Regions from separate parts of the Homo sapiens genome. Here region 1 is linked to region 2. Evidence: chromatin loops called from intact Hi-C (ENCODE). Cell type or tissue: HepG2. All regions are shown on one strand. Links, peaks and the distances in the headings refer to the core of each region. The heading gives the core; the rest is flanking DNA. Region 1 overlaps TMEM212-AS1 (TMEM212 antisense RNA 1). Region 2 overlaps FNDC3B (fibronectin type III domain containing 3B).

Region 1 (2,922 bases), core at 321-2,820, 160 kb before region 2:
TTTGATAAATGAATGAATGAACGAATGAAATATAGGAGAGGACACAGTGTGTTGGAGAATGATGATAAGAGATCATATCTGGAGCCTTATAAGTAGGTGTGGTGGTTTTAAAATGTGGATGTAAAATTCCTTGATGTTGTTCTCGTCGAAAGTTCGAATTGATATTCTTTGCCCTTAAATCTGAGCAAACTTGCAATGATCAGAGAGCAGCAAAAATGGTGTGTGACTTCTAAGGCTGCTATGTTGGAACCACGTGGTTCTTTTGGGGTGCTTGCTGTGGGAGAAGCCGGCTGCAATGTAACAGGTATGACCACCCTAAAACCTGCAAGTCAGAGAGACCATGATGCTAGAGAAGCCATGTACAGGCACTTCAGTTGACAGACTGAGCTCAGTTCTGCCAAGAAAGGTGAGTGAAGTTGTCTTGAACTCTTTGGACTATCTCATCTGCCAGCTGAGATGACCTCAACAATTGCCCCAAGAAGCAAAAAAATTGCCCAGCTGAGCCCTGCCTGAATATCAGACCCATAGAACTCATTTGTATGATAAAATGTTGTTTTATGCCAATAAATTTGGGATAATTTGTTACATAGCAATAGTAGCTAAAATATCAGCAAAAAGTCTCAATAGAATCCTCCCCAATAACCTGTAACAGATGAGGAAATTGAGATCCTGAGAGATTAGCTAATTTATCCAAGTTTCTAATTTGGTAGCAGTAAAGCAACCAGTCTTCTGACCCCCGGGCCATTGCCTTTTTCTCTCTAATGTATGATAATGCACTAAGAAATTTTCTATATAATTATATGCCAAGTCTAAAGACCATCTCTTTATCAAGCCACATTTGTATCCCCATTGATACTTTTATTCTCATTGATAATTAAATGGATCAGTCAAACTCCTTTACATATACACAAAAAGTGAACTGTGGCCTTAGATATGTGGAGTTTACAAACACTGTAGGTAATTTGGACATTTGAATGTAACTACCTCCCAATTAGAGGAAGAAACATCTTCAAGTATATAAAACACAGTAATATTTCTTCTTAAATTTGTGCCATTCTAATCCTTAACTTCCTAAGTTTTGAAGGCTGTCAGTTCCAAATTCACTGAAAGAACTTTTCTACTGAAAGAAAAATGCTGCCTCTATTAATATCAACCTTTTCCCCTTCAGAACACTTGCTTGCTAGTGATTTATTGTGGACAAGCTTCTTCCTGCTCCTTTTGAAAGTTAATTTTTTTTTAATCATGCAAGTAGAGGATGAATTCCTCATCTCTTGCCCCAGGACAATTTAGTTAAGCTAATCTTCAGGAGAGAGTTTGGGTATTTACAATTCACAAATTGATGCTGCTTGTAACACAAAAGAGAAAAGGGTCTTGCTGCTGTGTTTGATGTCAATTGGGAACTAATCCAAAAACAAATAAGGAAGACCAGCCCATGCAGCCTGTATGGGTAAAGATCCTTTTAGATCTTGGGACCTTGCAATTATATCATAAAGATGGAAATTTTTTCCTTTAAAAAGATCAAAGATATGATCCTTTTGTTTGTGGCAATGTCATTATTTTTTTAAAGGCTGAGGAAAACAACAACTAAATATCTCCATAACTGTATCCCAATGAAAACTGTGTACACTGATGATTCAAAAGTTAATGTTTAGCTTATTGCAACATTTTTCCTATTCACATAGTGAAACCATTAATAATTAAAGGAAAGACAAATGTTCAATTCTATTCTGAATTTCCTTCTCACCGTCGCGACTTCACAGATTTCAACAAATGTTAGTTCTTTAAAATCCCACCTGTGATATAGAAGGATGTGTACATGGCTTTAAGTGATGTTATGTATTAGGACTCTTAGTTGCAAATAACAGGATACTAAACTCCAACTAATTTTAATAGAGGGGGTTGATTGGGTCTCATAACGGAAAATTGCACACTCAGGTCTTGCTTCAAGCCCAGCTAGAGGCAGGGACGTATGCTTTTCTCTCCAGACTGTCTCACTGGGCTCTTTTCCTCTGTGTCGGCCCCTTTCTCAGGCTGATTCAATGAATGTAAGGTAAGAGGACCACTGGCAGGTCTCATCTTACATTTGGGCAGCTTCCAAACCCAGCCGCATTCTGGATCGGAAACAATTCTGGGGCTGATTCTGTTTCGTCCATCTTGAGCCTCACACCCACCCCTGTGGAATTCTCTTAGGTACTAATGATGTGTTTCAGAACCTACCAAGAATTGTAGTTAGATTCTAGCATAATTTATTTTAATGAAAACACTTGCTCTAAAGAAAGTGTGCAAGATGGCATGCCAAGTTACATAGCTCAACTTTCCAGAAACTCTGCCTTTCTCTTAAGCTATTTTCCCATACATAGCTTGCCTTTTCAATCCCAAATTTACCAAAAGTATAATCTATATTTACTTATTCCCCTCTCTTGCTGTAACCTTCCTGCCTTCTAATTTCACTTCTCTATAAAATGGTTTTCGCAAAGATCACTTGTCACCTCTCACAGGCATTCCACTGTCATCTTTTTGGTGTTCCTCCTATGTGTCCCCTTGGCAGAATTTGCCACTGTGAACCACTCCTTTTTTTTTTTTTTTTCTTGAATCTCTCCTCCTGAAGCTTGTGCTCTTTTCCTGTCTCAGACAGATTCTTCTTTGTTTTCTTTACTAGCTTTTATATGATCAGCATGGTCCCCAGATGTAAGTGTTCACCAAAGTTCCATCTTCAGCTTTTTTCTCTTTTTTTTTTTTTTTTTGAGACGGAGTTTTGTTCTTGTTGCCCAGGCTGGAGTGCAATGGTGCGATGTCGGCTCACTGCAACTTCTGCCTCTCAGGTTCAAGCGATTCTCCTACCTCAGCCTCTCGAGAGTTGAAATTACAGGCATGCACCACCATATCAGGCTAATTTTTTGTATTTTTAGTAGAGACAGGATT
Region 2 (2,922 bases), core at 262-2,761:
ATATTATGGTTATGGCATTATGTGTTGTAAAGAGGGAGAGAATGCTTGAATTATTGTGGCTAGATAGGGGCAGGTAGACAAGCACAGGCCCAACTGGAAGGATGACTTGATGGTAGTTGAGCACTTTGCAAGGTACCTCCAGTGAGATGCCAGACCCTAGTAACAAGCTCACCTGGAGGGGAGTTTGTTTGTGGTGCAGGTTTAATGTCAAGGACCAGTTCTTGGAAACAGAAGGTATGTGGGGTGCCAGTTGAAGATCAGGGGACAGAAATGTTTTTAAAACCACCAAGTATAAATCACATAAGATCGATAGACAGTCGTGATCAGCCATCTACATACAGATGAGGATGTTTGTCAGTTTGAAAATGGATCGATTGTTGAATTTTTCTTTGTTTCTCCCCAGTTAAGATATGCAAGTTTAGCATTCTGTAAGTGTTGGATCAGAATTTCTGATGCCCTTGGCACTCACTACTCAGTGTCAGTTTAGACATTGGCTCCTAATTTTTTTTCTTTTTCTTTTTTAAGATACAGTGTTTCACTGCTGCTGGAGTGCAGTGGCTCTATCATAGCTTACTATGGCTTCGAACTCCTGGGCTCAAGTGATCCTTGAGTAGGGCTATAGCTAGGACTATAGGTTCACGCCACCATGCCTGGCTAATGTTTTTTTTTTTATTTTTATAGAGACAGGGTTTCACTTTGTGGCTCAGGCTGGTCTCTAACTTCTGGCTTGAAGCAATCCCCCCGCTTCAGCCTCCCAAAATGTTGGGATTATAGGTTATGAGCCACCTTGCCCGGCCCTGTTTTGTTTTTATAATATCATTAAAATACCTCATCAGTTTCAAATAACCATTTTGCAGGGTGGTAGGGGATTTTTCTGAGATGGTGTTGAGTCACAGTGTTATTTGAGGTTCTAGTAAGTATCAAAGTGTGTCTTGTGTTAAATGATTCTATTTGAGCTTAAAATGTAATTTCATTTCAGTTACTTGTTTATTGACTCAGAATGCATTTGTTGAGATCTAGACCAGGTTCTTTGTTAATGGAATGTTCTACTCTGTTCTGATGTTTTTGGAATCTTGTATAGAGAACAGTGTCTACCACCAAACTCCTAAGGCTGGATGGTGGTAAGTTCAACTCTTTGCTACCTTCTGAAATTTGAGAAATAGTAAAATTGGAGCACCTTCAGGCTGTGTTAGACTTTAAGGCTTCTAAATTATATTAGAATGTAAGGATACATCTTTGTTTTGACCCTGGAAAGAGTAGTAAAGATTTTCATAAAGGCCAACTAGTCATAAAAACTTACTTAAATTGACATGATCCTAACTCACAATTATGAAAAGCTTTCTGTTGAAATAATTGTGTAGAAAGTGATCTTTATACATGAACAAAGGTGGGATGTTTTAGAAATAATTGAAGATTCTAAGATCCCAGGAAATATAATGGTTTAATTTATTTTTAAGGGATTTAAGATTCCCCATAGCCTATGAAAGAGGGGTCTCTATTAAAAATAACGCCATTGTTCTAGATGTAGCTAATTAGGGATTTGCAATTATCTAGGCAAGGCTAGGATAAAGTTTGGCTGCCTATTCTGTATGAAAAGGTTTTACTGTAAATATCAAGTTTAAATAGATCTTAAGAGGAATATTTACCTAATTAAAAGAACAAACCACTTTTAAGCACCTTGGGAAAATCAATTTACTTAAAAGCAGTGTAAAAATGCAGAATGCATTCACTGATGCTGGTCTGCTGGTGGTCTTTTCATAGAGATACAGGAGCCCCTGGAAAGTCAGTGCTCTCTGTGGATTGCCATGAAATAAATATTGATTGACTCAATGCTATTATGTGAACTACAAACAGTTTACCAGCAATGGGTAGAACTATATTATTTGCTTGCAAAATACATCACAACAATAAACACAATATCTGCCTCCCCCACCCCACTCCACTCTACCAATAGACTCCAACTATGCCTATTTATTGGTTTTGGAGTTTTTCTATTGACATTTGTTTTGCTACTTGTTAACTTCTTTTGTCATGTGTAAGCATTTGATGGCAGATTGGGGACAGCAGGTGTTAAAGGTTTAAGAGCATCATTATTGCTTTTAGCTTCATTTCTTCTGCCTTTGTGTTTGGGCAAGATTGTGGAGAGTCCTGAGTTTAGTATTTAGATAAGGTAATTACATGTCCTTCTCCTCTACTTTTACTAAAGCAAGATCCTCCTGGGCAGCTTAGTTCCAGGTACTGTATGAACTTGCCAGTAATAAGAGTAAGTTTCTTTTAAAAGATTTCTGGATATTTTACGTTTTATACTCAGTCACTCAGATGCGAGGTTTTCTAGTATGTGTCTACTTAGGGGTCAGATTTGACCAGTTTTTAACAGTACAAGTTGTACATATAGGATACTTAATGTATTTCTAGGATATTATGCTTCATTTTCTCTTAGTATTTTAAAGGTTTTAAAAAACCCATTCTATACCTTCTATATCTTTTATTGTTTAAGTCATTCAATGGGAAAGAAAATAATAAAAGTCTTTAGATGCTGTTTCTGATTTTTCGATCATGGTTTTTTTAATCTCAAGAAAAATAATTCTGATTAAGAAATAGAGGTAAACATTATTCTGAAGTAGTGAATTAGAGAATACTTAAATATATTGAGCTGGAATCCTTGTGTATTGCATGTTGGGAATGTTAAATGATAAAGCTACTGTGGAAAACAGTTCTGTAGTTCATAAATATTTACACATAGAATTACTATATGATTCAGCAATTCCATTCCTATTCCTATACGCAAAAGAAAGCAGGGACTCAGGTACTTAAAAGCCAGTGTTTATAGCAGCATTATTGACAATACCTAAAAGGTAGAAACAACCCATGCCCATCAACAGATGAATGGATAAACAAAATATGGTATTATATATTGGAATA

Evidence for each region. Hi-C counts contacts between places; a loop is a spot of excess contacts. Peaks named below come from ENCODE experiments on the same cell type or tissue, not always from the same donor. Only the 100,000 strongest peaks of a DNase experiment are listed, where the experiment ranks them.
Region 1: it touches region 2 in a loop (3-fold over the local background); 9 of 110 quality-filtered maps call a loop at or near these places.

What each region holds. Positions count from the first base shown.
Region 1 is chr3:171,882,016-171,884,937 of GRCh38, forward strand. All of the region lies in intron 2 of TMEM212-AS1 (TMEM212 antisense RNA 1), which reads right to left. Among named protein-coding and RNA genes, the nearest start is that of TMEM212-AS1, 17 kb to the right of the region's middle. In HepG2, for the core only: no CTCF peak of the experiment used is centred there; DNase peaks (open chromatin) are centred at 1,406 and 1,696; H3K4me3 peaks cover 910 bases.
Region 2 is chr3:172,045,827-172,048,748 of GRCh38, forward strand. All of the region lies in intron 1 of FNDC3B (fibronectin type III domain containing 3B), which reads left to right. Among named protein-coding and RNA genes, the nearest start is that of FNDC3B, 7.7 kb to the left of the region's middle. In HepG2, for the core only: no CTCF peak of the experiment used is centred there; no DNase peak of the experiment used is centred there; H3K4me3 peaks cover 2,496 bases.